Linked DNA regions of Homo sapiens: regions 1, 2 and 4 are each linked to region 3. The links are chromatin loops, found by intact Hi-C in ENCODE. Cell type or tissue: endothelial cell of umbilical vein. All regions are shown on one strand. Links, peaks and the distances in the headings refer to the core of each region. The heading gives the core; the rest is flanking DNA. Region 1 overlaps TCF7L1 (transcription factor 7 like 1). Region 2 overlaps TCF7L1 (transcription factor 7 like 1). Region 3 holds the start of LINC01964 (long intergenic non-protein coding RNA 1964). Region 4 overlaps TCF7L1 (transcription factor 7 like 1).

Region 1 (7,295 bases), core at 115-5,114, 230 kb before region 3:
AATACAAAAATTAGCTGGGCAAGGGCATGGTGGCATGCGCCTGTGGTCCCAGCAACTCGGGAGGCTGAGGGAGGAGGACTGCTTGAGCCCGGGAGGTCAAGGCTGCAGTGAGCTGAGATCACACTACTGCACTCCAGCTTGGGCGACACAGCAAGACTGTCTTAAATAAATAAATAAATAAAAGCCAGTTTGGCCTCACTGCTTTACGGTTGCACTTCTGTGTCTGCTTAGACTGATGAATCTATTTAAAAATGTTCAGTTTAGGGCAAACATGTCTTGGTGTAGGGAAGCACGGCCCACAGCTGGGCTAGACTTGGGCAGAGCCACCCCACACACTGCCTATGGAGCCAGGCCCTGTGCTTTACTGCATTTAATTCCTGTGGGCCTTATCGTGACCCTATGGTGGAGAAGGTACAGGGGAGGCACAGATGAAAAAAAAAATGACAAGGCTAAAGTTAGCAGACAAGGTCCAAAGACTCCTGAGACAAAGAGCCATGATTTGAACCCAGGTCAGCCTGATTCAAGGGCTGTTATGTTCCCACAAAAGAGAAGCCCGCCTGCCCTGCAGCAGCACTGCCTGAGTGGCAGACGACTTACCTGTCTTTGGATCGATCTCTGGGGAGAGGTGGGTGGGAGGGGAGCCGGGGGAGAAGTGGTCATTGCTGTAGGTGATGAGGGGAGTCAGCGGATGCATGTGATGCGGGTGCTGAACGACAGGAACTTTATTAGACTGAAAGAGACAAAAAAGACCAGGAATGGTTGCCAAGGAGATGGAGAGTATGACCAGCTGTTATTTATGGAATCAAGTAAGTGCCAGGTATTTTCCAGGCAACATCCCATTCAGTCCTCAAAACAGTCCCTGAGAGATGACAGCAGTGGACACAGCAGAGCAGCAGGACTTGAGAAGGGATCACACCCACCCTCCATCGCTCCCCTCACGTGCACTGTGTGTGGGAAACAGTACAGGCTTCTGGGGAATGATCTGCGCTGTGTCATCTCAAACACTACAGGCTGCTGAGGGATGATCTGCGCTGTGTCATCTCATTGAATCTAAAAAGGTTTTTTTTTTGTTTTGTTTTGTTTTTTGAGATGGAGTCTTGCTCTGTCACCCAGGCTGGAGTGCAGTAGCATGATCTCGGCTCACTGCAGCCTCTGCCTCCCGGATTCCAGCAATTCTCCTGTCTCAGCCTCTGGAGTAGCTGGGATTACAGGCGTCTGCCATCACGCCTGGCTAATTTTTTTGTATTTTTAGTACAGATAGGGTTTCACCATGTGGGCCAGGCTGGTCTTGAACTCCTGACCTCAGGTGATCCACCCGCCTCGGCCTCCCAAGGTGCTGGGATTACAGGTGTGAACCACTGCGCCCGGCCCTGAAAAGGTTTAACACACATTTTTCAAATAAACTTCATAGAAACAGTTGCTCTCAGGTTCAAGTCTGGGACTGGGAACAGGGCAGGGGGAGAGTTGCCCCCATTAGACCTCATACTACCAAGTCTCATATTCAGGCTTTACAGACACAACCCTAAAGCACTTGAAACACTTCTCTCTGTAACACTTTACTCTGCTGACCTCACTACCACATTCTGTGTAAAACACCACCAAATGGAAGGAGCACCATTATTTTATAAAGCTATTGAGAAAAACGCTGGCACGCCACAGACACATCTTCAGAGATGTTAACATGGGAAAAACCTGTGCGTTCTACAATTGGTAAACAGAATTAACTTTTTAATTGTTTAAACCTAATCTGACTTATCCATAAGGCTTTTTATTTTAAAAACATCTACAGGTCACTGAACCCTGCATTACAAACACAGCACCAGGCATAATTTCTACTCCTTATAACCTAGAAAAGAAGCTGTGATTACCCCCATTCCAGAGATGAGGGAACAGCCCAGAAAGATTACATGACTTAGCCTGGGACACGGTTAGTAAGTGGCAGAGCTGGGATTCATATCAGCTGTTTATGGCTCTAATAAACAAGAATGTTTTCTCTTGTACAACCTGTCTCTCCCAGAACCTTCTCAAAACGTAAAACTTATCTGTCACAGAGAAAGGACAGAAATTATGTTTTTTGATAATAAGATAAGTGAGTTACAAGTGGAGAAGAGATTTCTTTTTAAAAGAGATTTGTGGCCGGGCACGATGACTCATGCCTGTAATCCCAGCATTTTGGGAGGCCAAGGCGGGCAGAACACCTGAAGTCAGGAGTTCGAGACTAGCCTGGCCGACATGGTGAAACCCTGTCTCTACTAAAAATACAAAAATTAGCCGGGCATGGTGGCGTGTGCCTATAGTCCCAGCTACCCAGGAGGCTGAGGCAGGAGAATTGCTGGAACCCAGGAGGCAGAGGCTGCAGTGAGCCGAGATCGTGCCACTGCACTCCAGCCTGGGTGACAGAGCAAGATTCCATTTCAAAAAAAAAAAAAAGAGATTTGTAAAAAAGATGATTTGGAGGTAACCCAAGGGCTACAACTCCAAATGGCTATATTCCTCTTTGAATTTTTCATTTCGTAGATTCCATGAGACCTTTCTTTCCTTTCATGTGGTGCCTATTTGGTACTCATAATGCAAACTCCAATCCATAGATTTCCTGGGTATCCTTGAGCTCACCACAGCCTTGTTCCTTTTCAGTGTGCCAAGCAGAGAGGAGAGGCGGAGAATTAAACCGTTTATAACCATGACCACCAGGTGGCGCCAGCACACAGCTGGGCCCTGCTGGTGGCTGGTGGGCTCACTGGATGTTGCATCATGAATTTAAAAAGTACTGTCTTCTTACTGTTTTCACCTGTCCAATTACTCGTTTTTGAAGATATCTCCATATACATGAACATACAACACAAAAATATTAAAAATTATTGTAAGATCAGATTTCCAGGAAGCCAATGCATCTTAATGATAGTTTCTGGAAACAGCTTTGTCTAAAGGGTGACTTTTAGTAAAATAAATCCAATAGAATTATTACCAGCGTGAAAATACATAATCACAATTAAAAAATACATAAACTCTGTAATTTAAAAAAAGGCTAAATAGAAGCACACCAAAAATGTAAACAAGTTATATTTGAGTGGTGAAACTATGGGTAACTTTGTCTTTATTGTCTCTCTTTCCATATTTTCCAACTTTACTTTCACCATGATCTACTACTTAAAAAAATATACTATGAATAACACAAACTTTCTAAGAAAGAAATGCAAACTATATCATAATTGTATCACAAAGCATTTAGACAACATAACTGCACCATCCTAACCCTGTCGCTATGGTCATTTTGGCATATCTCCTTTCATTAAGCCTTTCTGGGCATCAGTGTGTGTGTGTGTGTGTGTGTGTGTGTGTGTGTGTGTGTGTGTTTGAGACAAGGTCTCGCTCTGTTGCCCAGGCTGGAGTGCAGTGGTGCAATCTCGGTTCACTGCAGCCTCTACCTCCCAGGCTCAAGCAATCCTCCCACCTCAGCCTCCCAAGTAGCTGGGACTACAGATGCGCACTGCCACACCTCGCTAATATTTTGTAGAGACGCGGTTTCACCATGTTGCCCAGGCTGTTCTCGAACTCCTGCGCTCAAGCAATCCATCCACCTTGGTCTCCTAAAATGCTGGGATTACAGGTGTGAGCCACTGTGCCGGGCTCAGTGGCTCAAAATAAAATTTTATTCTATTTTGAGACAGAGTCTTGCTCTGTCACCCAGGCTGGAGTGCAAGTGGTGTGATCTCGGTTCACTGCAACCTCTGCCTCCTGGGTTCAAGCGATTCTCCTGCCTCAACCTCCCAAGTAGCTGGGATTACAGGCACCCACCACCATGTCCGGCTAATTTTTTTGTATTTTTAGTAGAGATGGGGTTTCACCATGTTGGCCAGGCTGGTTTTGAACTCCTGACATCAGGCGATCCCCCTGCCTCAGCCTCCCAAAGTGCTGGGATTACAGGTGTGAGCCACCACGCCCAGCCTCTGCATCAGTTTTAAATTTACATTTATTTACATCATTTATAGCTGTCTTAAAAACTGGTGATAGTATTAGCAAATCCTGATTGCTCATGTGCTGTATTTGGCCTGGGGAGAAACCAGCAAACAGGACTCAATGGGTAACAGAATTAAGTATTAGGTTGGTGCAAAAGTAATTGTGGTTTTGGCCATACTTTTAATGGCAAAACCACAATTACTTTTGCACCAACCTAATACAAAGTAGGGAAATTTTTATTTGAAGATCTATGTATAGTTGTCGAAATGCTGTGTGAGTTCTTACCGTTTCCCACTAGGTGGCATCATTGTCCAGAAAATGAACCGGGAGGGAAGGCGGTAAGTAGATAGTGGCCTCCTAGAAGGAAGGTTCTCCTTGCAGGCTTCTGTCCCAATAAAAGTTCCTGCTCATTACTCTCCTCAGCTGCCCCCAGGGGCAGGATGTTCACAGCATATACCCAAACCGAGGACTAGGAATGTAGGGAACCACCGCACACCCCTCTGTGGATAACCCCAACAGGGACAAAACACACAAGCGTGGGCATGGGTGTGCATGGCCAGGAAGCTGAATCCAGATGCATCCAAAGAGCCCCTGAGAGCCACCTCAGACCTAAATCCTTCAGGCAAGCGCTGCAAGCCAGCTCTTTCTAGCTCAGGTGTTTCCCGTCTATTTCAGTCTGTTTCTAGAGTTGGTACAAGACAAAGGTCTTTAAACTCTGGTCTCCCTAGGAAGCCATGTGTCCTCTCTCACATGCTTTTTTTTTTTTTTTTTTTTTGAGACAGAGTCTTGCTCTGTCACCAGGCTGGAGTGCAGTCTCGACTCACTGCAACCTCCGCCTCCCAGGTTCAAGCAATTCTCTGGCCTCAGCCTCCCGAGTAGCTGGGACTACGTGCACCCGCCACCATGCCCAGCTAATTTTTGTATTTTTAGTAGAGACGGGGTTTCACCATGTTGGCCAGGATGGTCTCGATCTCTCGACCTCGTGATCTGCCCACCTCAACCTCCCAAAGTGCTGGGATACAGGCGTGAGCCACCGCGCCCGGCCTGCACTTTTTTTTTTTTTTTGAGATGGAGTCTCACTCTGTCACCCAGGCTGGAGTGCAGTGGCATGATCTCGGTAAAAATATAAAAATTAGCCAGGCGTGGTGGCACATGCCTATAATCCCAGCTACTCGGGAGGCTGAGGCAGGAGAATCGCTTGAACCTGGGAGGTGGAGGTTTCAGTGAGCCGAGATCGCACCACTGCACTCCATCCTGAGCGACAGAGGGAGACTCTGTCTCAAACAAAAATAAAATAAAATAAAAAATATTAGATAAATAAGTTTATTAAAATATTTTAATACAGTGTTAAAATGCTAAGAAGAAAAACTAAGAGAAAGTAGAAAAGAAATATAGAGGGGGTGAGCAGGTTAAACAGGATGTTTCCCAGGATGACCAGGGAAGGTGTCAATGAGAAAATGACTTTTTTTTGGAGACACAGTCTCACTGTGTCCCCCCAGGCTGGAGTGTAGTGGTGTGACCTCAGCTCACTGCAGCTTCTGCCTCCTGGGCTCACGGGATCTTCCCACCATGCCGGGCTAACTTTTGTATTTTTTGTAGAGATGGGGGTTTGCCATGTTACCCAGGCTGGTCTTGAGCTCCTGGACTAAGCAATCTGCCTGTCTGGGCCCCACAAAATGCTGGGATTACAGGTGTGAGGCACTGCGCCTGGCCTGAGAGCATGACTTTCACATTTTGAAAGAAGTGGGGAGCTGGACACGTTGATTGTGGGGAAGGACATTTTGGCCAAAGAAACACTAGTGTAGTATGCCTGGCATAGCACGTGTGAGGACCCACGGCAGGCCAGTGGGCTGCAGCAGAGAGGAGAATGAGGGTCTGTACGGATGGGTCAACAAATACTTTCTGAGCTCCTGAAAGTGGTGTGCTGCAGGCTACGAAAAATGTGAAGGTAAGTCAAGAGTCTCTGCAGGGCAATAGGAGAGAGAAAAGACTCTGGGACCTGGAATGTGCTTTCAGGTCCTTCTGAGCAATGGTATGTTTCTGAGGTCTTTGCAAGTAGGACAGGATTTGTCATTCTTGGGATAAGCCTTTCCTTACCCAAACTCTTCTTTTCCCACTGTTTGCTGGCATTAAGGGTGGCAAAAGACAGCCCTAAGGTTACCTTTATTTTTGTTCCTTTGGCATTTGCCTTTTTTTCTCTTCTGCATGGGTGCTTGAAGGAAAACATTTCTAAACCCTTGCAATTTGAACTGTTTTTAGGATATGTCTAGGTGAATGTCAATTTTCATTGAGTTTTATAGAATTCAAAGGAGCTCTTTCAATCCATAAATTCAAGTTTTTGTTTTTAGAGCCCATTTTAACTTTCTTAATTGCCTCTTTTCCTTCAGTTTGGTCTCTTCTTTAGAAACACTATTTGTAGAATGGTTTTTAATTTTTTTTCTCTGTATCTATCAGCGACTTTCTCATCACAGTTACAAATGGCACAAATGTGACTTGCCACAATGTCAACTCCAGTCTATACAAAGACGAATGGGCTGGGAGACATGAGTAAGAATTTCAAAGACGCTGAAGCTCAACAGCAGAAATGAACAGAAGGAACGATGCAGGTGGAAAACCATCACTGCCTGCTAAAACTAGTGGGTGAAAAATTGATGAGAAATAGGGCATTGGCATAGCCTTGGAGCCTCTCCCTACAAAACACTTATTAATTACAAAGGGAAAAATTGTTACCCTAGGGTGGAAACGTTTGTCAGATACCACCTAATCCAAACAGTTGATGCTAACATCACTAATACTGGGACAAAGGCAGACTGTAGGGCTACCTCCTGAAATGAGGTAACGAGGATGCAACTTTAGTGCAGTGACATTCTGGCCAAAAATGCACAATCTGAATCTAACCATGACGAAACATCAGACAAACCCAAACTAAGGGACATTCTACAAAACAGCTGGCCTGTACTTCTCAAAAAATGTGAAGGTCAAGAAAGACAAAGACAGGCTAAGGACCTCTGCTGGATTCGAGGGAACTAAAGAGACATGAGGGCTACATGTAATCCATGATGCCAGGTGGAACCTGGGACCAGGAGAAACACATGGGCTATCATGGACATTATTGGGACACGGCCAAAAGTTCAATCTATATTGTGAGTAAGATAATGACATGAAAAGTTAATGTTACTGGCTGGGTATGATGGCTCAAGCCTATGGTCCCAGCATTTTGGGAGGCCGAGGCAGGTGGATCATTTGAGGTCAGGAGTTTGAGACCAGCCTGGCCAACATGGCGAAATCCTGTGTCAACTAAAAATACAAAAATTAGCTGGGCGTGGTGGTGGGCACCT
Region 2 (7,583 bases), core at 1,380-6,379, 180 kb before region 3:
AAGAAGATAAACCTTCTGAAATAGGATGCATATGAGTGAATGTGTTTGTATAAGAGGGAGAGGTTAATAATAGCGGTCATGGTGATATTAATAACAATAAAAGGTAGTGTGCTAATTTGGATATTGTATCCTGGTAAGCTGTGTTCACTTCACCAGTTTCTCTAAGAAAATGGATTCTGTTGAACTGCTCACTAGCATGGTGTACTTGCTCAAGCACCTGCAAAAAGACAGAGGGGGCTTCTTGTAGGGATGCAAACCCAGTGGGGCAAACAAACAGAGCCTGGTAACAGCACAATCAATCAACTGTTTCAGTTATGAAGGAAAGAGCTGCTAAAACCTCCCACTCCAGTGGAATGTACCTCACTGAAAGCTCTTGGCACTCACTCTTTACAGAGAATGGTGGGTAGCCAGGACCTATGGTGACATCAGGCACAGAGCAATTCTCCTGTCCTACAAGTGGACAAGAGGGAAGGAGGGTGGTGGTCAAAACCATCATGGGGGTACATGTATCAGATAATGACTAGACTGCATGATTTCATGAGATAAGAAAAAAATATCTTGAGAGAAATGCTTGAGAGTCCTTAGGATTGCAATTCTGCTGAGCACTTGGCTCATCTGTTATTAATAAATGCTGGTGGCAATATCCATGAGTACACTTGTCAGAGGGGCTGCTTCCTCCCCCACCGAGCAACGGCCAGATGGAGAAGTCAGGAGACCTGCGTGGAGAGCCTCGCCTTGCCAGGGGCAAATCCATCACCTCAATAAGCCTCAACTCACTGTCTATTAAATAGGAGTGATTATACCAGCTGCACTTAATTCTTAGAACTATTTTGAGGATGAAATGAGATAATGGATGTGAGTCGTTAAGTATGTCAATCTGGGAATATGTGGGTGGAGCTGTGTGGGAGGTGAGCTCCCTTCTGCTCTGTCATGAAAGGCATGTGACACTCTTCATAGTACTTCCCTCTCCCAGGCCCCCAAATAAGCTTGCCTGTCAATTTTGACACATTTAGAATTCATTAAGTAATTAAATCCATTTTGATCTAATTGAGTTTTCCTTTGAGGGCAGTTTAAGATTCCACTAAGCCTGTGAAGCTTATGAGTAATTGCAAGTGGAAACTACACCCAACTGTGTTGAGATGTCCATCCTCGATTTTTTCCCAATGCATGATTTCACTTGCCGGGATGGCACTGTTACATCTGGAGATCAGAACCAAGCCAACCACCACCACTAGCAGAAGCAATAAATAACACCATTGCATTGAGTCAGCACTGTGGACAGTCCTGTCCTAAACCACATTCATGGGGGACACCTGACTGCCATTCACTTGGAGATCTTTCTGGGCAAAGGAGAGCTGGTCAGTCACCGGGTGACCAAAACCGGCACTGCACTGCCCAAGAAGGACATGGCCATCCTTTAACTGTTTCCATCTGACAAACTGCTGTTGGTCTATGGGCAACTGTTGGTCTGTTTTTTTTTTTTTTTAATTAATTAATTTTTTTTTGAGATGGAGTCTCGCTCTGTTGCCCAGGCCGGAATGCAGTGGTGCGATCTCGGCTCACTGCCAGCTCCTCCTCCCAGGTTCATGCCATTCTCCTGCCTCAGCCTCCCGAGTAGCTGGGACTACAAGCGCCCACCACCATGCCCAGCTCATTTTTTGTATTTTTTTTAGTAGAGACGGGGTTTCACCGTGTTAGCCAGGATGGTCTCGATCTCCTGACCTCGTGATCTGCCCGCCTCGGCCTCCCAAAGTGCTGGGATTACAGATGTGAGCCACCGTGCCTGGCCCGGTCTGTTTTAAAGAGGCCCCTGGCTCTGACCTTGTAGCTCAAAGATGAGCCACATGGTTCCAGGTCCCCATCTGGGACTTCTGGTTGCACTGTGCCAGTGGGAAGCCTTGTCAGCCAACCTACCCCATCTTAGAGGGAAGAGGGACTGGTGACTGATGCCCAGTGAAGAGGCTTGCCTTCGGCCCTCCATCCAAGAAGGGAACCCCCTATGGCCCACTATCCTAAGCAAGTGCTGAGCCATAGTCAGCTTCACCCCATTCTCTATGGGAGCCTGACACCAAACCATTGATTACACCAATCTTCTCAGATAAGGCAGTCCAGCTTAGGTTCCAAGTCTGGAGACTTTTTCCTGAGTCTCCTAGGGGGCCAGACGTGCCTGGGATTTTGAAGAGCCTCCTCTCCCTGGTATCTGTCTTGATACCAGATTCTATTCTGGAATCTGTCCTGCTAGCGGGCAGAGTGCCAAGTCTATATTTTGAGGACAGCAAAGACCTGCATTTGCTAAACCTAATGGTTGTTTCTCAGCCCTCATCTCACTCGACCTTCAGCAGCAGCCCCTCTTCCTTCGTACACTCCCCTCCTTGGCTGCAGGAATGCGGCGCCCACCAGGTCTCCTCCTACCTCTCTGGCTGCTCCTTCTCAGTCTCCTTTGCCAGTTCTTGCTCTTCTCTCCAGTGTGCAAAAGCTGTAGTGCCCACGGCTCAGCCCTTGACCTCTTTTTTTCTCAGCTTCAGTCTCAGGGATCTCCTCCAGTCTCATGGCTTGAAGTACCATCAACATGCTGATGACTAAAGTCTCTGTCTCTAACCTAGACCTCATCCCTGACTTCTAGACCCAATTACCCCACCTATCACTCTCCCCACTGGATGTCCAAAAAGTATCTCCAATACAACATGTCCCAAACAGAGCTCCTAATTATTTCCTCCCAAACCTGCCCCTCCCACAGTCTTCTCCATTTCTGTCAATGACACTTTCTTCTTTCCCACTGCCCAGGAGACATTCCTAACTCTTCTTCCTCTTGCTCCCCACATTTGTTCCATCAGCAAATCCTGTCACTCCTCCTTCAAAATGGGTCCAGAATCTGAGAACTTTCCCCATTTCTACTGCCACCATCCAGGCCCCACTGGCCCAACAACTTGTCTCTGATTTTCTACCCTTGACCCCTTCGGTCTATGATTATATCATGGCAGCCATGGCGCTACGTTAAAACAAAGGTTGGATCACGTCACCTTTCTGCTCAAGACCCCTCTCTACTCCCCATCTCAGTCAAAAGGCTTCATCATGGGCTGCATGCCCCTGTGACCAGCCCCCTGTCCCCTTTCTGACTGTGCCTCCTTCAGTGCTGCCCCCCAGCCTTGCCCACTCTGCTCCAGCCACTCTGTTCTGCCCGCTCCTGGAACCTACCAAGCGCCATCCCCTTTGCACCTGCTGTTCCCTCTGCCTGGCGTGCTCTTCCCCCGTGTATGTGTCTATAGAGTTTGTCACCTCCCTGTGAGGCCTTCAATAAATATTGAATAAATGAATGAACAAGCAAACTGAAGGCTTTACCCTGAACCCTCCCTGGCAGGCCGGGATCCCACAGTTTGCCTGTTCGTTCTTTCCCTGTGGCTGGATCCTGAACTCCGCCCACCACATCTCCCACCCCCAGGGGGTGCTGTTCACAATGTGGTCCGTGGCTAGCAGGGCAGCTCCCAACGTCAACTCTGCAGGGAGCCGTGTGAAGTCACAATATGAATACCCGGCCCTTTCTAAGGTGCCTGGCACGTAGTGGATGGCTCAGCGTATATCTCCTGAACGAAGTTTCACCTCTCACCCTGAGCCAGAATCCTGCCCACTCAGAACCCAAGACCCATGCCTGGGGCTGCCTCTGGCCAGGAAGCTCTCTCTCCTCAGCCCATCCCCAGCCTTCTCCTCCTGGCCCAGCTCCCCCTTCCCTTGCTGAGTTTCTAGCACCTCTTATGCTGTTCACACCCAGACAATTCCGAAAACACTGGATCCCCTGTGAATGGTGTGGAAATGCAACTTCCCCACGTGGAGTCGCTGGGCATGTTCCCCTTCCCTTCCCCTCGAACCCTGCACAGAGGGGGCCATTATGTCACACAAGGCCACTTCACGAGTAAGGGACAAAACAGCCCTTTTGAAACTCAAAACAAAGCTTAAGAGCCGCACCTGAGTTACTAAAGCTTCCACTCAGCCTCACCCATTCCTAGCAATAAGCTGCAGCAGCCGGATCTGCTCCCACCTCTGGGTGACGGCTGGGAACACCAGGCTGTTACCTTTCATCAAAAACACAAAGGGACAGCAAGGGACCTCAGGCATGTAATGGCGCCGAGGAGTAGCCATAACATGTTATTACAGAATTAGTTCTTTCGAAACTGCGTGCCAACTGATTATTAATAAACTGCAAAAATGAGTTAAGGGCGGAATAATTGGGGCTGAATGCCTACCAATCCTGCACATGTTAACCAAGACATATGAGGTTCAACTAGAAGCCAATTGAACAGTTACTTATTGTTAACTACTATGTGCCAAGATGTCGGTGCGTCGAGATCTTTAAGACTTGCTGGAGGCCCCACTGCCAGAGGTGTGTAATCTAAATGGGGAAAGGAAAGGAAAACATGCCCTTTCATTCAATAGTTTTTAAAACAGTACAGTGTACTAGGAAAGGCTGAGGTAAAACATCTGCTTCAATAGGGAGGCAGAGAAAAGGGGATATAGAGGCCCTGGGGAGATTTCTTGAAGGAGACAGAAAACTGGAGATCTGCAAAGAGAAGAAACAGGAGGAAGCAACACATCCCGTGTGGAAGGGGAGAAAGTGGGTGCTGTGAGCAGGAGTGACAAAGTCTTCAGGAAGACTGAGCCTGGGGACAAGGCTGGCCTCAACATTTGCCTTCTATACAGGGTGTGCACAAACCTCAATGCCAAGCCCCATTCAAGGAAAAGGAGGAAGGCTGCAGATGGACCTCACTGACTCTCCCTACAGCAGAAGCGGGCACAGCCGGGTGCAGCGTCTAGGTCAGGAGAGGTGGTGTTTGCATTCATGCTGTCATAACGGCTGTGGTCAGGCTTGGATGAGGACGTCAAGCTGACAAAACCTCAAGGTGATGGAGGACCATTCCTTCCATTATTTGAGCCATCCCAGAAAGAAGGGAGGTAATTCTTAAGCGCGACATGTTCACAAATGGAAAAGTGTGGATTTGGCCTGGATGTTGGCATTTTACTTGGGCCGGGGCTTTATGTGACGTGGGTTCTATGTTGGCAGCCCAGAGGCAGCCAAGTGACCCAGGGAAGCCAGCAACCATAGGGTTTCCAGCCTCATGGTATCAATGGAAGAATTATGAGATCACAAATGTCAGAGCCCCTGGGGCCTTGTAGGTAAATGCTTGGTTTGATTTTAAGTGATCCAGATAATAGAAGAAGTTCTCACTGGCTTCTTTAAGATGGTCCCTTAGACTTACAGATGTTTTTAGGTTCTCATGATTCAAAAATCTATTCTTGCCCCCCCGCACCACCGCCCCCCTCCGCCCAAAAAAAAAGCAAGCAAGCAAAGAGAAACCTGAAAGGAATATTTACCAAAAAGCAAACTATTCCTGGACTCACGGAGTTATCCAGGTCCTAAGGAAATACAAATAGAGTCCAACAGACAGTTTAGTTAAAATACTAAAAATAAACAGTGGCTGTATTTAATTTCTTTTTTTAAGTTTCTAAGGAAGTCAATAAAATAAAAATATATCTGGGGCCTGAATTATCATGCATGAACAAGGACTGCTTGAAAGTGTACCCAGGTTGGGCCCGATGGCTCATGCCTATAATCCCAGCACTTTAGGAGGCCAAGGTGGGCAGATCACCTGAGGTCAGGAGTTCGAGACCAACCTGACCAACATGGTGAAACCCTGTCTCTACTAAAAATATAAAATTAGCTGGGCATGGTGGCGGGCACCTGTAATCCTAGCTGTCAGGAGGCTAAGGCAGGAGAATCGCTTGAACCCGGGAGGCAGAGGTTGCAGTGAGCCAAGATGGTGCCATTGCATTCACCTAAGCAACAAGAGTGAAACTCCATCTCAAAAAAAAAAAAAAAAAAAAAAAAAAAACAAAAACAAAGTGCATCCAGTCCTCTGGATCAAAGAGTGCAAAGAGGCTCTTCCCTGCTGTTCCCCTGCTCCCATCCTCTAGACTCAATGAGTCAGTCAACAAACTTCTACTGTGCACCACCATGTAGAAGGCACTGAGGACAGGGCATTTCAAGAGTCAAATGAGGAAAATACTCGTGTGCCAACTTCTGTTCCCACACTGAGAAAGAAAGAGAGCAAAAACTGCTGAGCTCCAAAAGACATGCTGTGTAAAAAATGTTGAAAAGGAAGACAAACCCTTTAAAAGGGTGACCTTGGGCGGGCCCTTCCCAATTGAGTTAAATGTCACTAACTCTGAGAACTTGTACTTTCTGATTTCCTGATTTTGCAGAATCTAAAGCTAGCATAATGAATTTAAACCCTCCAGCTTCCTTCCTTTCTCCATTTCCTTAAAAACAAAAACAAAAGGCACAGATTTAATATTTCCATTAAAATAAAACTTAACAAAAAGCATCACATACTTTTACTATTACCATAGTTTAGGAAAGAAACACATTTTTCTCTCTTTTGGCTGCAAGACTATTTTTTCAAATTTCAGCAGGCACAAAATTCTGCCCCTTGGTGACTTAATCTGTAAGTACAAGCACTATTTCAGGCAACTGATTTTTTTTTTTTTTTTTTTGAGGCAAGAGTCTTGCTCTGTTGCCCAGGCTGGAGTGCACTGGTGTGATCTTGGCTCACTGCAACCTCTGCCGCCTGGGTTCAAGCGATTCTCCTGCCTCAGAGTAGCTGGGATTACAGGCACTCGCCACCATGTCCAGCTAATTTTTTTTTTTTTTTTGTATTTTTAGTAGAGATGGGGTTTGGCCATGTTGGCCAGCCTGGTCTTAAACTCCTGACCTCAGGCGATCCACCCACCTTGGCCTCCCAAAGTGCTGGGATTACAGGTGTGAGCCACCATGCCCAGCCAATGGTTTTATCATCTGTGTGTTTCTCAGTTATCTCCTTCACCTCTAACACGGGAACTGTTAGAAACAGGAGGGAAGTTCCCATATCAGCCCTTTGACTCCTCTCCGGTTTGCCATCCACACCCTCTGCGATGACAGCCTGAGGTTTAAAACATCCTTCATCTCCACAGCAGTCCCCCGGCTTCCTCTGTGTTCACAACAGCCTTGTGAGAGAGGGAGGTGCAGGGACATAATCATCTCCATTGTGCAGAGGAGGAAAGGGAGGCTCCCAGAGCTGCTCTGTGCAACGTGGTCCATGCAGTGCAGTGGCCACTTGCCACATGTGGCTATGGAGCCCTGGAAATGGCATGCAGGCCACAGGAAACACACACGGAACACTCAGTACGAGAAAAGAACATCCAACGTCTCAGTAATCAGTCTTTAAATTGATTACATGTTGAAATGCTAATACTGTTGATGAATTGGGTTACATAAGATATACTATTAAAATTAATTTACTTGCTTCCTTTTCATTCTTGTTTTTTTTTTGTTTTTTTTTTTTTTTTTAGATGGAGTCTCGCTCTGTTGCCCAGGCTGGAGTGCAGTGGCGCGATCTTGGCTCATTGCAACCTCTGCCTCCCAGGTTCAAGTGATTCTCCTGCCTCATCCTCCCCAGTGGGTGGGATTAACAGGTGCGTGCCACCATGCCCGGCTAAATTTTTTGTATTTTTAGTAGAGATGGGGTTTCATCATGTTGGTCAAGCTGGTCTCGAAC
Region 3 (7,583 bases), core at 1,200-6,199:
TGAATGGAGAAACAAATCGAGGGACACACATGCACTGGGATATTCAGCAGGAAAAAGGAATGAAGTACTGATACATGGTACACATGGATGAACCTTGAGAACATGCTAAGTAAAAGAACAGAGGGTCACATATTGTATGATTCCATTTATATGCAATGTACAGAATAGGTAAATCTATAGAAACAAACCAGATTGGTGGTTGTCAGGGGTTGTGGGGAAGAGAGAATGGAGAGTAATCACTGAGTGGGTTTTCTGGAGTGATGAAAATGTTTTAGAAATAGAAGTGGTGGTTGCTCAACATTGTAAATGCACTAAATGCCACTGAATTGTCCACTTTAAAATGGTTAACTTGGCCGGGCACAGTGGCTCGTGGCTCATGCCTGTAATCCCAGCACTTTGAGAGGCCGAGGTGGGTGGATCACCTGAGGCCAGAAGTTCAAGACCAGCCTGGTCAACATGGTGAAACTCAGTCTCTACTAAAAATACAAAAAATTAGCCAGGCGTAGTGGTGCATGCCTGTAGTCCCAGCTACTTGGGAGGCTGAGGCAGGAGAATTGCTTGAACCTGGGAGGCAGAGGTTGCAGTGATCCAAGATCACGCCACTGTACTCCAGCCTGGACAACAGGAGTGAAACTCTGCCTCAAAAAAAATAAATAAATAAAAAATAAAATGGTTACCTTTATATTATGTGAATTTAAACTCAATAAAAATGTAATTGTGTAGTTCTTGGATGATGTAATAGAATTTGGTGGTAAAATAAACTTGATTATAGATGTAAATGTATAAAATAAAATTATAAAACTTTTAGAAGAAAACAGGAAAAAAACATCATGACCTGGTGTTAGGCAAATAATTCTTAGACATGACACCAAAAGCATGATCCATAAAAGAAAAATTGAGTTTCATTAAAATTAAAAACTTCTCTGTGAAAGATGCCATTAAGAAAATGAAAAGCACTGGGCGTGGTGGCTCATGCCTGTAATCTCAGCACTTTGGGAGGCTGAGGCGGGCGGATCACTTGAGGTCAGGAGTTCGAGACCAGCCTGGCCAACACAGTGAAACCTTGTCTCTTCTAAAAATACAAAAATTAGCTGGATGTGGTGGCACATACATGTAGTCCCAGCTACTTGGGAAGTTGAGGCATGAGAATCCCTTGAACCCAGGAGGCAGAGGCTGCAGTGAGCTGAGATTCCACCACTGCACTCCAGCCTGGGCAACAGAGTGAGACCCAGTTTAAAAAAAAAAAAAAAGAGAGACTGGGAGCGGTGGCTCACGCCTGTAATCCCAGCACTTTGGGAGGCCGAGGCGGGCGGATCACGAGGTCAGGAGATTGAGACCATCCTGGCTAACACGGTGAAAACCCCTTCTTTAGTAAAAATACAAAAAATTAGCTGGGCGTGGTGGCACGCGCCTGTAGTCCCAACTACTCGGGAGGCTGAGGCAGAATTGCTTAAACCCGGGAGGCAGAGGTTGCAGTGAGTTGAGATCTTGCCACTGCACACCAGCCTGGGCAACAGAGAGAGACTCCATCTAAAAAAAAAAAAAGAAAAAGAAAAAAAGAAAGAAAGAAAGAAAATGAAAAGCTAAGCCACAGACTGGGAAAAATTATTTGCACAGTATATATGTGATAAGGACTTGTATCCAGAATATATAAAGAATTCAACCCTGACTGGTCACAGTGGCTCATACCTGTAATCCCAGTACTTCAGGAGTCTGAGGCAGGAGGATCACTTGAGTCCAGGAGTTTGAGACCAGCCTGGGCAACATAGTGAGACCTTGTTCATACAAAAAATGAACAAAATTAGGCCAGGCGCAGTGGCTCATGCCTGTAATCCCAGCACTTTGGGAGGCCAAGGCAGGTGGATAATTTGAGGCATCAAAGTTTTTAGCTGACTTGCTATGCTTCACGGCAGCAATACCAAATGATCCCCCGCAATGCTGTGAGCCCTAGGATTTATTTTCCTTTTTATGGTAGGAGGCCTAACCGGCACTGTACTAGCCAACTCATCATTAGACATTGTGTTATATGACAGATACTATGTTGTAGCCCACTTCCACTACGTCTTATTAATAGGAGCCATATTCACTATTATAGGGGGCTTTAGGAGTTCAAGACCAGCCTGGCAAACATGATGTAACCCTGTCTCTACTAAAAATACACAAAAAATTAGCCAGGCGTGGTGGTGCGCGCCTGTAGTCCCAGCTATTCAGGAGGCTGAGGTATGAGAATCGCTTGAACCTGGGAGAAGGAGGTTGCAGTGAGCTGAGATCGCCCCACTGCACTCCAGCCTGGGCGACAGAGCGAGACAGTGGTGTGTGCCTATAGTCCCATCTACTTGGGAGGCTGAGGTGGAAGGATATCTCCAGGCTGGGATGTCAAGGCTGCAGTGAGCTGAGTTCGTGCCACTGCACTCCAGTCTGGGCAACAGAGCGAGACCTTGTCTCAAGGGAAATAAAAAAAGAAATCAATTCAGTAACAAGGTAAACTGCCAACCCAATTAAAATATGTACAAAATAGACATTTCACCAAAGAGGATATACAAATAACTATAAGCACATGAAAGATGCTCAATATAGTCAATTTGGAAAAGCAAATTTAATCCACATTGAGAACCACTACACACCCATTCAAACTGCTATAATGAAAAGAACTGTTGAGATTAGGCCAACTACCAAGAATCTCTATTTCATATACATTTGGGAACTGAGGAAATGCCCACTGCTCAATGGACATATTCTGAGCTGGAGTTTAGCCAGAACTCCATTTATACCTAGTCGCTATATGCTCTTATTCCGTTTTTTTGTTTTTTGTTTTTTGTTTTTAGAGACAGCTTCTTGCTCTGTGGCCCAGGCTGGGCTGGAGTACCCTGACATGATCATAGGTCACTGCAGCCTTGAACTCCTGGGTTTAAGTGGTCCTCCCGCCTCGCCTCCTGAGTAGCTGGAACTGCGGGCGTGCACCACCACACCTGGCTAATTTTAAAATTTTTTGTAGAGATAGGTTCTTCCTATACTGCCCGGGCTGGTCTCCAACTCCTGGCCTCAAGTGATCCTCCCCTCTTAATCTCTCAAAGTGCTGAGATTATAGGTATGCGCCACTGTGCCCAGCCTGTATGTGCCTAATTCTAACAGGGGCCATGATTACACTTGGGATCTAAGGTTATTCATATCTACTATAAGTCTGTGTCTAATTGTCCTCAAGATGTTTAGTATTTTTTTTCCCCAGTGCTCAATTACCCAAGTAAATAGTCTTAGGTCCCTTTGAGGGAAGGCCTGAAGGAGTCATTACATGTTCAATTGCCACGTGTCGCAGGATTCTTCCTGCTGGAGTTGCAGGCGCTGCTTCAATCAGTGGGTTCTGGGTTCAAAAACTGACCCAGTGTAGAAACTGGGCAAAGGAGAGCGACTTTTTATTGGAGCAACTATCCTCAGCTTCATCATCACCCATCCTTGATTTCTTTTGATGGTTCAATTTGAATAGCACTCTGTTGGCTAATGCAAGTATTTCGCCGTTTGTTTATACCAAGTTCTATTAACCATCTCCAGAAGTGTCTTCTGAACTGACCGTTAGCGCCACTCCCACCGTGCTGCTCGCTACGATAATCGCGCCACCACTTGTCCTCCGTAGCTCTGGAGTCCTGGCCTGCCGGTTGCTAACTGGGCCACTTTACAGAGGCAGAAGCAAGCTCAGGGAGGGTAAACAGGAAGGGTAACTAATTTTCCTGGGATTACACAGTCGGTAAATAATGGAGGCAGCATCGACCCCAGGCAGTCTGGCCCCAGACACCACACTTTTACCCAATTCCCACAGCTGCCTGGAAAATAAATAGAAATCAAATAGATGTTAACAAGGACCTTTGGGAGTTGTCCGGCGTTTGGGCAACGGATTGCTTTTCTGTTTCATGTTAGTCCACCGCCCTCACGTGGCCCCGTCCTGAACTTCACCCTTGTTTGGTCCCAAACTGTAAAGACCCTCACGGTGCTGGGAAACACAGCCCTGCTGGCCTCGGACTGCAGGACAGAATCCTTACCCCTCCTGGGCCTCCGTTGTGTTCTTTCCAAAATGGGATAATGGTAGCAGGTTAATGGAAATAATTAAATAAAATAGTCCATCTAAATTCCTGGATCGAACGAAGGGTCCAATAAACATTAGCTGTGCTGTTGTAGTGCTCAGTGCCTCTCTCTCAAAAGCGGGTGGCAACAGACACCCTCACACCTTCGCTGTAATGAGAGCTCTGCAAAGCCAACTGCAAATATTAGGAATCAGTGTCCTCACGAGGCCAACCCCTTTCCAAGGCTGCTTGGAAAATGCTTTGCTAGACTAGCTTGGATCTTGCTGGCTTGACTCAGATCACAGTTGAGCAAATGTGCAGAAGAGGAAGAGATGAGGGAAGGCCTGGCTCAGTGTGCTCAGAGCTTCGATTTTGAGACTGTTCGGGAGGAAAAGTTCCTCACCAGACAGTGCTCTGCTACTCTTAAAGCTAGAAGGACAGAAAGATTTCTCCACAGTTGGGGTCATGGAAATGTGTATTTTCTCCAAACCTTTTTTTCACTGAACCAGTTGTTGGAGCCTTCCATTTGAGACCTTGTGATGCCTTCATGGACATTATTTCTGCTCATCCACACAGCCAGCAGGGACTTGTGCAGCAGGAGGGGCAGGCTCAGAGTTAAGCAGCTGCTCCAACGTCACACGGCTAGCCTGGGCCTGATCTGGAGCTTGTCCCAGATCTGGAGCTTCCCAGGTTTGGACCTGGGTCACTAGAGCAGAGCCTCCTTGCCTCTTCGTGGATATGGAGCCAATTCACTGTGGCCGATCACCAGCCTCACAGACTAAGGGGGCAGCCCTGCCCCTGCCTACGCCCCTACCACTGCTGAAGCCATCTCCTTGCCGACAAACACAAGCAGAAACTTCTCAGGATCTGCTGCCTCTTGTTCCAAGGATTAGGCGAGCTTCTGTCTTGAGGACAGAAGAGGCAGCTGGAAGATCAGGGTTGTGGTTGAAGAAGGCCTAGGTAAGGTGCCATGACTCAAATGTCCCTAATGGGTGAGGGCTTTCAACTTTTGGAAACTGCAGGGGCAATTTTGGAGACAATGTTTAACTATAGTGTAAAGACTGCCAGTTTAATTTCTAATCCTGAAGAAATGTATATGTGGTCACAGGCTAATATTTCTAAAAGTCATCGAGTGACTTTACGTGTCCTAGCCCCATATTTCCCCAAAGATGACTGTCTAAATGCCCCTAAGAGAGGCTTTGGAGTTCCTTGACTTCTCTGAATTGTTGTAGTAAAGATAAGGCAGAAATTTTGAAGAGATCAGAAAGAAAAACTTTAGAACAAATCTCGTCTTTTCTAGAACTGTCTTCATTTTAATTTACTGTCATATCAGATAACCTGCCAGATGGCTTTTACTGTGTCTGAATTGAGTCAGACCAGCTGGGATGGGATCCTGCCTCCAGCAGTGGTGGGCCCCAGGAACATTTATTTCATCTCAGCATCAAGCATTCCCAAAGCAGCAGGGGCTAACGGGGCCGTAGAGATTACCCCTGCAGCTGTGGGGCTGGCCAGCCACACTTCCATAGATTTGTCTGTAGGGAGACATTGAGCCACATGGATTTGGACAGGTTGTTACATACGCAGACAGCAAAAGCTAAATCAGCATGACATGTCGCTCCTTGTGTCCCTCGTCCCACAGGAGGACACAAGGCTGGAAGGTTGGGACACCAGATGGCATGGACAGTGGGTTGCCCTGCTGTGCAGCAGCCAGCTCTCAACTGCAACCGAGCACTCTACAGACTTAGCAGGCACCTGCAGACGTAACTTGTGGGAGTGGGGAGAGAGGAGGAAAGCGCTGCGCTCAACAGAAACTAGGAAGATCGATGAGAAATGGCCTTGCAGCAGTTCCAAAAGGGTGGGGAGGCAGGTGAGACCACTCACGGCAGCGATGCACAGGGCCACTTAACGCCCCTTGCTCCATGAGGAGTTGCAGGGTGTTCCACCAAGACGCAGGTCAGGTTGCCGTCGAGCCCGGTGGAGATGTGCAGGGTTGCTGGGCACCTGGCAGAGCTGGTCCCTGACACGCACTTTTATCATCAGTAAAATGGGGATGTTAAGAATACCTACCGCAGGTATGTTTGACTTTTTTTTTTTTTTTGAGATAAACTTTACATAAAATTCACCATTTTAACCATTTCGAAGTGTACAAATTAGTGGCTTTTCATATCTTCACAGAGTTATGCAACCGTCGCCATTATCTAATTCGAGAACCTCTTCAACACTCCAGAAAGAAACCCAGTGCACACGAGCTGCCACTCCCCACTCTCTCCTTGCCCAACCCCTGGCAACCACTAATCCACTTTCTGTGTCCATGGATTTGCCTGTTCTGGGAATTTCATTTAAATGGAATCATATACTCTGTGGCGTTTTGCGACTGACTTTTTTCACTTACCATGTTTGCAAAGTTCATCCAAGTTGCAGCATGCGTCAGTACATCATTCTTTTTTATGGCCGCATAATAGTCCATTGTGTAGATCATGTTTGTTTAACCTTTCATCAGTGAATGGACATTTGGGTTGTTTCCTCTTTTCAGTTATTATGAATGATGCTGTTCTGAGCATGAATGTAGGAGGTTTTGTGTGAACATATGTTTTCAATTCTCTTGGATATACCTGGGAGTGGAATTGCTGGGTCACATGGTAATTCTATGTTTAATGTTTTGAGGAACTGCCAAATTGTTTTCCACAGGGACTGAGTATTTTATATTGGTATGCACTTTTGAAATAATAAAAAACACTCTTAACAGAGTCTGGCCCACACCATTCATTCTTTTATCCCATAAATATTTATGGAGCACTTACCGTGTGCCATGCCTTATAGACATGGAGATACAAGGGTGACTAATGGACAGCCCTGCCCTCAGGAAGCTGGCATCTATGTGTGTGTGTATGTAGGGGTGTGTGTGTGTGTGTGTGTGTGCACATAATGTGTATATGGGGTAGGGAGGATGTCAGATGGTGATAAGAGTTATGGAGAAACAGTCCAGGTGCAGTGTCTTACGCCTGTAATCCCAGCACTTTGAGAAGCTGAGGTGGGTGGATCACCTGAGGTCAGGAGTTCGAGACCAGCCTGGCCAACATGGTGAAACCCTGTCTCTACTAAAAATACAAAAATTAGTTGGGTGTGGTGGTGGGTGCCTGTAATTCCAGCTACTTGGGAGGCTGAGGCAGGAGAATAGCTGGAACCCTGGAGGTGGGGCTGGGGTGTACCGGGTGGGCCTGGGATCCCTGTTTTCATTTGGGTAGTCAGAGAAGGCCTCACCGACAAAGAGAAGGAGGCAAGGAAATATGGATCTTCCAAGAAAAGGGGACTGCAAAGGCAAAAGTCCCAGAGCTGTGGCATGCCCGAGGGACAGCAAGGTGGTCAGTGAGGCTTGGGGGAGGGAATAGAGTAGCAGGGGATGAACCCCAAAAAGGAATAAGAGCCACAGCCTGTGGGAGCCAGGGGCTGTGGTGAGGACTCCGCCTTTCCTCTGAGAGGGAGGAGCGGCAGAGGGATTGGAGGTGTAGGTTCTGACAAGATTACCCAGGT
Region 4 (7,583 bases), core at 1,000-5,999, 220 kb before region 3:
TTAAGCACTTAACTTCATCCCGCACCCGGGCCCAGTTGTGACTTGCTTAGACATACTTCCTTGTTAGGCAGCTTCTACATGACTCACTAAATCTCTGCAAGTATGCAGGCTGTTTCCTTCGCTTGCTCTACTCCCAGGGCAAACCTCACCTTAAATATTTTACTCCTGACTCTAAAATACATTTCATAATCTCAAGTATTTTAACAAAAAAGCCGGTGTCCAAACCTCTGTGACTCCCTCCGAAAAACCTTCAAGTTCTGCTCACACGTCTAGCCTGGAGAGCCGCATGGAGTAAACTGGGATGTCTCTAGGTCCTCCTTCCACTCCGCCTCTGGTTTGTGATTTGCAATTACAACAATGATCCTCGACTCTGGCTGCCCCTTGGAATCTCCTGGGGAGCTTAAAAACTAAGATACCAGCCGCACCCCAGACCAATTAAATCATATCCTTGGGGGATTAGATGCTAAATTCTATAGGCTCATTATCTCTGTTACCTCTGCAATCTGTCCATTTGTTCTGGCACCTAATTCAGGCCCTCATTACCTCTTAGTTTTGCTAATTAAACAGTATTTTCGTTGTTCTTTCCCTCTCATTTAATAATAGTAGAGGTAGCGGTAGTGGTGGTGGTGACGCTGGGAGTAGTAAGCTAATAGTTATTGAGGACTTATTTTGTGGTAGAGGCACAATTCTAGACTCATTACAATACACTGGCTCATTTTCGCACAACGACTCTATGAAGTCAGTCTCTTCTAATCCCCATTTAATAGATGAGGAAACCAAGGCAAAGAGAGATGAGGTAATTTGCTTGGAGCTGCATAAATAGAAAGAGGTGGATCTGGGATTGCAACCAAGTGTATTATACAGCCTCCCACTCATATACCCTCCTCCCCGGGTGTCTCAGGTTTTGCTCCTGCACGTACACACCTCTCGTTGGAATGAGATGCTCTGCCTCAAAAACTGAGAATGATGGTCTTCTCCCCATCTGTTGAATTCCCAGTTAAGATTTTCTCCCATAAATGTTCCTTAAGTTTTTGAGGCCTGTGTCTGCTTTGCTATATTATAATATAGACTACGGTAATATAAAATTTACTAGAAAACTATCCATGTTGCTATCTATAATGCCATGTGTGGCAACGGTTCATGCTTCTCTGCCCTTAGACAAAATAAGGGACCCCTGCTCCACCACAATGCTGAGTTATTATTTGCAGAGCACACATCTGCAATGGTTAGATGTTTGTTTGGCAGTTGGAACTACGGGTGTAGAACTTTCTTGAGAGTTCTACAGCTCTCTTGATGGGATTTTATATATTTTTTCTGTCACAAACATTGAGAGGAATAAGTGATGATGAAGAGTTGATTTATTTGAATAAAAGTCTAGAAAGAAAATGGAAGCTTCAAAAAGACAAACAACTGATTATGTGTATTAATACAGTATCTTGGAGTCAATGATAAGATTTACAGGAAGCAGAGAGTAGTCAGGCCTTGGCTGTCGGCTGTGTTGCAAAAAAGCAGGAAAATGAGTGGAGTTAGTTATTCGATGGTGACTGAAGCGCTAAGCCGGGCTGCAGTGGAGTGGCAGAATAAAGGAGGTGACAGAGGTGTGGGAAGTCAGGCGGTAAACAATAAAAAAGAAACAGGACGGTGCTCACAGGAACAGGAAGGCTGAACACAGGGTTTTTCTTTCATTTCTCAGAGGATTGCTCTGTGCAAAAGGAAGAATGGGAAACTCAGAGTACACGTGTTAGTTTTGTTTTTTTGTTCACGACAGGGTCTCACTCTGTCACCCAGGCTAGAGTGCAGTGGCACAATCATGGCTCACTGCAGCTCCGAACTCCCAGCTCAGCCTCCTGAGTAAATGGGACTATAGGTGTGAATGACTGCATCTGGCTAATTTTAAAAATTTTGGCCAGGCGCAGTGGCTCACGCCTGTAATCCCAGCACTTTGGGAGGCCGAGGAGGGTGGATCACCTGAGGTTGGGAGTTTGAGACCAGTCTGACCAACGTGGAGAAACCCTGTCTCTATTAAAAATACAAAGGTAGCCGGGCATAGTGGCACATGCCTGTAATCCCAGCTACTTGGAAGGCTGAGGCAGGAGAATCGCTTGAACCCAGGAGGCAGAGGTTGTGGTGAGCCAAGATCGCGCCATTGCACTCCAGCCTGAGCAACAAGAGCAAAACTCCGTCTTTTTTGTAGAGATCTCACCATGTTGCCCAGACTGGTCTCAAACTCCTGGCCTCAAGCAATCCTCCCTCCTTGGCCTCCCAAAGTGTTGAGATTAAAGGCATGAGCCACCATACCTGGCCACTATATGTTAGTTTTTTTTTTTGTTTGTTTGTTTTTTGAGTCACAGAGTCTTGCTCTGTTGCCCAGGCTGGAGTGCAGTGGTGCAATCTCAGCTCACTGCAACTTCCACCTCCTGGGTTCAAGCAATTCTCCTGCCTCAGCCTCACAAATAGCTGGGATTACAGGCGCGTACCACCACGCCGATTTTTTTTTTTTTTTTTTTGAGATGGAGTTTTGCTCTTGCTGCCCAGGCTGGGGTTCAATGGCACAATCTCGGCTCACTGCAACCTCTGCCTCCCGGGTTCAGGCGATTCTCCTGCCTCAGCCTCCTGAGTAGTTGAGATTACAGGTATGCGCCACCATGCCTGGCTAATTTTGTATTTTTAGTAGAGACAGGATTTCTCCACATTGGTCAGGCTGGTCTCGAACTCTCGACCTGAGGTTATCTGCCTGCCTCAGCTTCCCAAAGTGCTGGGATTACAGGCGTGAGCCACCACGCCCGGCCTCATGTGTTAGTTTTTAAAGGGAAATAACATTCTTGAAAAGTAGATGGAGATGCGACAATATGCAGAGAGAAACTAAGACAGAGGACCCAGCCATCTCAGGTCTTCAGGAGTGGGCTGGCAGACGGCACAGGAGAGGTAGAGGAAGGCACAGATCTGAAACAGAGATGGCTGCACTGGGGGGAGGTGCAGGGCACGAGCCAGGTCTAGGGTGGGCAGATGTGGTCCGCACATCCTCCACCAGGGCTGACTGGCACCACTAGAGGGCACCCGCGCCTCGTGCTTGGCTATCCCAAGTGGGACTCTGGGCCAAAGCCACTACCCTGGCTTATGCCTGAGGTGTGGAGTGCTTGTTCAACAGCAGCTTGTGCCTTGGCGACTGGCTGCAGAACCTGCTGCCTTTCCCGGATGGCTGGTCCCGCACTCACGGTTCCTTCCACTGTCATCCTTGCCTGACTCCCTGGTGATGGCTGTGACAATCACCTGAGAGCTGCATGTGGCATCCCACTGTAGATCCCACTGTAAACTCCCAAGGGCTCCACAGGAGCAGGTCTCCTGATTACTGGAAATCATACAGGCTCCCTGCACCCTTATTTATTTAGCTTTCTGCACATATCTTCTTTCTCTTCTGCTAGACTCTAAGCTTTTAATGAATAAGAATTATCAGTTTTTTTTTTTTGAGACAGAGTCTCGCTCTGTCACCCAGGCTGGAGTGCAGTGGCGCGATCTCGGCTCACTATCAGCTCCGCCTCCGGGGTTCACACCATTCTCCTGCCTCAGCCTCCCTAGTAGCTGGGACTACAGGCGCCCGCCACCACGCCTGGCTAATTTTTTGTATTTTTAGTAGAGACGGTGTTTCACCGTGTTAGCCAGGATGGTATCGATCTCCTGACCTCGTGATCCGCCCACCTCGGCCTCCCAAAGTGCTGGGATTACAGGCGTGAGCCACTGCGCCCAGCTATCAGTATCTCTTAAAATGTCCTATGAGATGAAGTAATGTCTGGGATTCACTTTAAATCCCCTATGTAGCAGGAGGGAAATTCTGGGTGAAGGGAACATGGGGATTCATTATGTAATTCTCTCTACTTTGATACATCTTTAAAATTTTCTGTAATTAAACTTTAATAAACATCATAGAAGCCCAACGCCTAATACCTAGTACAGGGCAGTAACAGTGAAGTCCTATGTCTGCTCGTCTGTAAAATGCATAGGTCATGCAGGATGAGGGTCCCTTCTAACCGCATTCCCTGATTCTGAGGCTCACTGTACAGTCGGCGAGCACCAGTTAGCTTGTGGGGTGAGTGCATCTTAAGGCAAGTGTTGACCCAAGCACCCAGGAAAAGCCCAGGAAAGTAGGATATCTGGTTCTGTTCCAGGAGCATCTCTTATCAGCTTTGGGTTTCAGTCCTTTGCATGTCCTGAGGAGGCCAGAGGTACTGCTTGGATCCACTGCTCCTGTCTCCCAGGATTGTCCAGACCCTCCTTTCCAGCTGGTATTGCCACAGGGCCTGGCAGAAGAGGCTCGGCTGCCCTGAGGAGCATTTGTTTGCATACGTCCTATTGAATTCTTTCCTATAACATCCTGTACAGAAGAGCCTCTTCGGCCGGGCGCGGTGGCTCATGCCTGTAATCTCAGCACTTTGGGAGGCCAAGGCTGGCGGATCACGAGGTCAGGAGATCGAGACCATCCTGGCTAACACAGTGAAACACCGTCTCTACTAAAAATACCAAAAATTAGCCAGGCGTGGTGGCACATGCCTGTAGTCCCAGCTACTTGGGAGGCTGAGGCAGGAGAATCGCTTGAACCTGGGAGGCAGAGGTTGCAGTGAGCCAAGATTGTGCCACTGCACTCCAGCCTGGGCAAAAGAGCGAGACTCCGTCTCAAAAAACAAACAAAAACAAAAACAAAAACAAAAACAGAAGAGCCTCTTCAACTATTGCCTGGCAGCTATGAGGGAGAAGAGGAGGCAATTCTGGGTAAGCCTCAACAGGACAGAGAAGCCACCCTTGCCCACGTGAAGTGGGCAGCGGGTTCAGATGGCAGCCGGGAAGGATCGCAGGCAGGCTTCTGTGATGAACCAGGGTGAGCAGCCAGGGCCATGGGGGTTGGGGGACGGCTATTCCAATTACAAAACATCTGAGGCGGTGTGGTGTGTGTGTTGAGGTCACAACCCAATTGTTAGCCCCAAGCACTCAGCTCTTCCTCACTGTACTCACACATTTGAGGAAACACTGTTGGACCCCATCTGCTTCAGCGTGATGGCAGAAGGCAGTGGCATGGGATGAGGCCACTAATAGTGGCCCTTTGGTGCTTTAAGGTGAAACAGACTTACCAAGTGTGCTGGAGATGGTGACCTCGTGTCCTTGACTGTGGCGCTGGAGGGGACATCGAGGAGGGGCCATTTCATCTGCAGGTACTGCACAGGGAACAGAAAAGAAAAAGCTGTTGGTGAGATGAGGCCTCACAAGTACTCAAAGTTTGCTGGGCTCTGCTGTTAGGGCACCGGGGCAGGCCATTGGGGTGGCCTGCATTTTCATGCCACATGCCCTGTACTGGGTCAATTTCCAAACGATTATAACAGGAGCGAGCATATATTTACAATCACTACCAGCCTCACCACGCCCTATGTCATTTTGGGGGGGGGGACACGAATGACAACTAAGCTGAACTTTAAGTGGTGGAGAGAACCGATCCATTCCAGCACAACCAATCAACATATTCAAAGAACCTACTAGTGAGGCTCAAGTCCCCTCCCTATGCTGTAGTCATGGACACGCAGGGCTGACCAAGGAGGCAGAGGCTCCCAGATGGCCATCCTGCCCCATCCATTTCCATCACTTACGACATCCACACACAATGCTCCCTACGAAACAGCCATCCAGAAGTATCTGGGAATGAATGAATAAAAGCCATCTGCCTGACACAGAGTCATGGGCAACATCTACCCCAACTCAAGGATGCTGAGCTTTCCTTCATTATAGCGTCTCTCAACCCTGAAAAAGATTACCCAGCACCCCATTCTTTCTCATGTCAGTGCAAAAAACCCAAACCAAACAGTACTTCCCCAACACACACACACACACACACACACACACACACACACACACACACACACAATCTCTCTCTCTCTCTGGCATGGCACAGTCCTTGCCAAGAGCCTAGAAAGAATGAGTTGAGTGGAGCAGCAGTCAGGAGCACTGGGAAGGGCCCTTCTGGGCTCCGGAGCCCTGCATTCATGGGTTCAGGCTCTTACTCTGCCAACATAGGCTGTGTGACCCTGAATGAGTGATTAACAACTCTGAGTCCCAGTTTCAGCATCTGTAAGGCAAGGTTATTATCACTCACGGTACAGGTTGTTCGGACTAGGGACGGTGTCACATATTGAACACAGTGCCTCGCACATGGGAGACATTTGATAAATGACGCCTATTATTTCCATAAGCAAACCATTAGTCTTTGCCAGGAGCAAAAGCACACATGTTGTCTTAGTGTCAACGCTGACAGGTTGCTTCTGGGCAACAGACCCGCAAGCAGCCTCTTTGCAGAATTCTTGAGACTCCTTTGAGAATGAAAGCTGTAACGGAAAGTGGTGGCCCCAGGAAGTTTCACAGAAAGAAGTCTTTGGCTGGGTGCAGTGGCTCATGCCTGTAATCCCAGCACTTTGGGAGGCCAAGGTGGATGGATCACTTGAGGTCAGGAGTTCAAGACCAGCCTGGCCAACATGGTGAAACTTCGTCTCTACTAAAAAAACAAAAAATAGCTGGGTGTGGTGGCGCAGGACTATAGTCCCAGCTACTCGGGAGGCTGAGGCAGGAGAATCGCTTGAGTCTGGGAGGTGGAGGTTGCAGTGAGCCAAGATCGTGCCATGGCACTACAGCCTGGACGACAGAGTGAGACTTTATCTCAAAAAAGAAAAAAAAAGAAGCCTTTGAATCATCCCTCACTCTGGTCATGTAATATCAGGAAAAATCAATCACAATCTGGCTCTGCTGTGTACAGGAGCAGGAGGGCGATGGGAAGAGCCCCAGAAGGCCCCTTTGCTCTTCATTCACCATAAGTCTTGACCAAGATGGCAGGGACTGACTGGGCTTTCAAAAAGGTGTCCATGGGCAGGAACAACAACTTAAGGTCACACGTGCCACAGGCCAGACTAGCACATGGGATGGGCCAAGCAGGCCTGGCGCGGGAGACCTGGTGGGAAGTGGGAACGAAGCCCTATGAATTAGGACAGTCTTTTCACTTTGCGACCTCTGTACCCCCACCCCTCAGCCCTCAAATGGGGTGTCACCTCTGTCCCTGTCCTCTGCTGACCCTATCTTCTTCCTCCCTTCCCACCACCACCCATCCCTTGCCCTACCCAGAGCCCACACACCCGACATGAATTAACTGGGATTTCAATGCCTGTGGCAAGTTAAAAGCACTGGGCAAATATTGGTATCAATAGTTAAAACTCATTTTCACTGTGAATAACATTTGTGCTACATTTGCACTTGTCAAAGCATTTTCACACACAAAACCCAGTGTAATCTGCACATCAACCCTGCAATGACAAGTAGGGGTGACTATCCCAAATTTTAAAAGGAGCTAGGCCGGGCGCAGTGGCTATGCCTGTAATCCCAGCACTTTGGGAGGCCAAGGTGGGCAAATCATTCGAGGTCAAGAGTTCAAGACCAGCCTGGCCAACATGGTGAAACCCCGTCTCTTACTAAAAATACAAAAATTAGCTGGGCATGGTGGCGTGTGCCTGTAGTCCCACCTTCTTGGGAGGCTGAGGCAGAAGAATCACTTGAACCCA

What was found. A loop is a pair of places that touch in the nucleus more often than their neighbours do. Peaks named below come from ENCODE experiments on the same cell type or tissue, not always from the same donor. Only the 100,000 strongest peaks of a DNase experiment are listed, where the experiment ranks them.
Region 1: a loop joins it to region 3, with 10 times the contacts of the local background. A loop is called at or near these places in 83 of 110 quality-filtered maps.
Region 2: it touches region 3 in a loop (9-fold over the local background); 8 of 110 quality-filtered maps call a loop at or near these places.
Region 4: it touches region 3 in a loop (11-fold over the local background); 89 of 110 quality-filtered maps call a loop at or near these places.

What each region holds. Positions count from the first base shown.
Region 1 is chr2:85,295,919-85,303,213 of GRCh38, reverse strand. TCF7L1 (transcription factor 7 like 1) reads right to left here. Exons shown (of 12, transcript NM_031283.3): 5 at 598-730. Among named protein-coding and RNA genes, the nearest start is that of TGOLN2, 28 kb to the left of the region's middle. In endothelial cell of umbilical vein, for the core only: CTCF peaks have their summits at 2,684 (motif pointing right) and 4,257 (motif pointing right); DNase peaks (open chromatin) are centred at 2,693 and 4,273.
Region 2 is chr2:85,239,737-85,247,319 of GRCh38, reverse strand. The region is part of intron 3 of TCF7L1 (transcription factor 7 like 1); the gene reads right to left. Among named protein-coding and RNA genes, the nearest start is that of TCF7L1-IT1, 57 kb to the right of the region's middle. In endothelial cell of umbilical vein, for the core only: a CTCF peak has its summit at 3,420 (motif pointing right); a DNase peak (open chromatin) is centred at 6,219.
Region 3 is chr2:85,063,324-85,070,906 of GRCh38, reverse strand. LINC01964 (long intergenic non-protein coding RNA 1964) reads left to right here and starts at 3,560. Exons shown (of 2, transcript NR_146453.1): 1 at 3,560-6,124; 2 at 6,228-6,797. In endothelial cell of umbilical vein, for the core only: a CTCF peak has its summit at 3,927 (motif pointing left); a DNase peak (open chromatin) is centred at 3,866; H3K4me3 peaks cover 214 bases; H3K27me3 peaks cover 247 bases.
Region 4 is chr2:85,281,116-85,288,698 of GRCh38, reverse strand. TCF7L1 (transcription factor 7 like 1) reads right to left here. Exons shown (of 12, transcript NM_031283.3): 4 at 5,121-5,204. Among named protein-coding and RNA genes, the nearest start is that of TGOLN2, 43 kb to the left of the region's middle. RefSeq lists a silencer at 3,006-3,075. In endothelial cell of umbilical vein, for the core only: a CTCF peak has its summit at 3,053 (motif pointing right); a DNase peak (open chromatin) is centred at 3,068.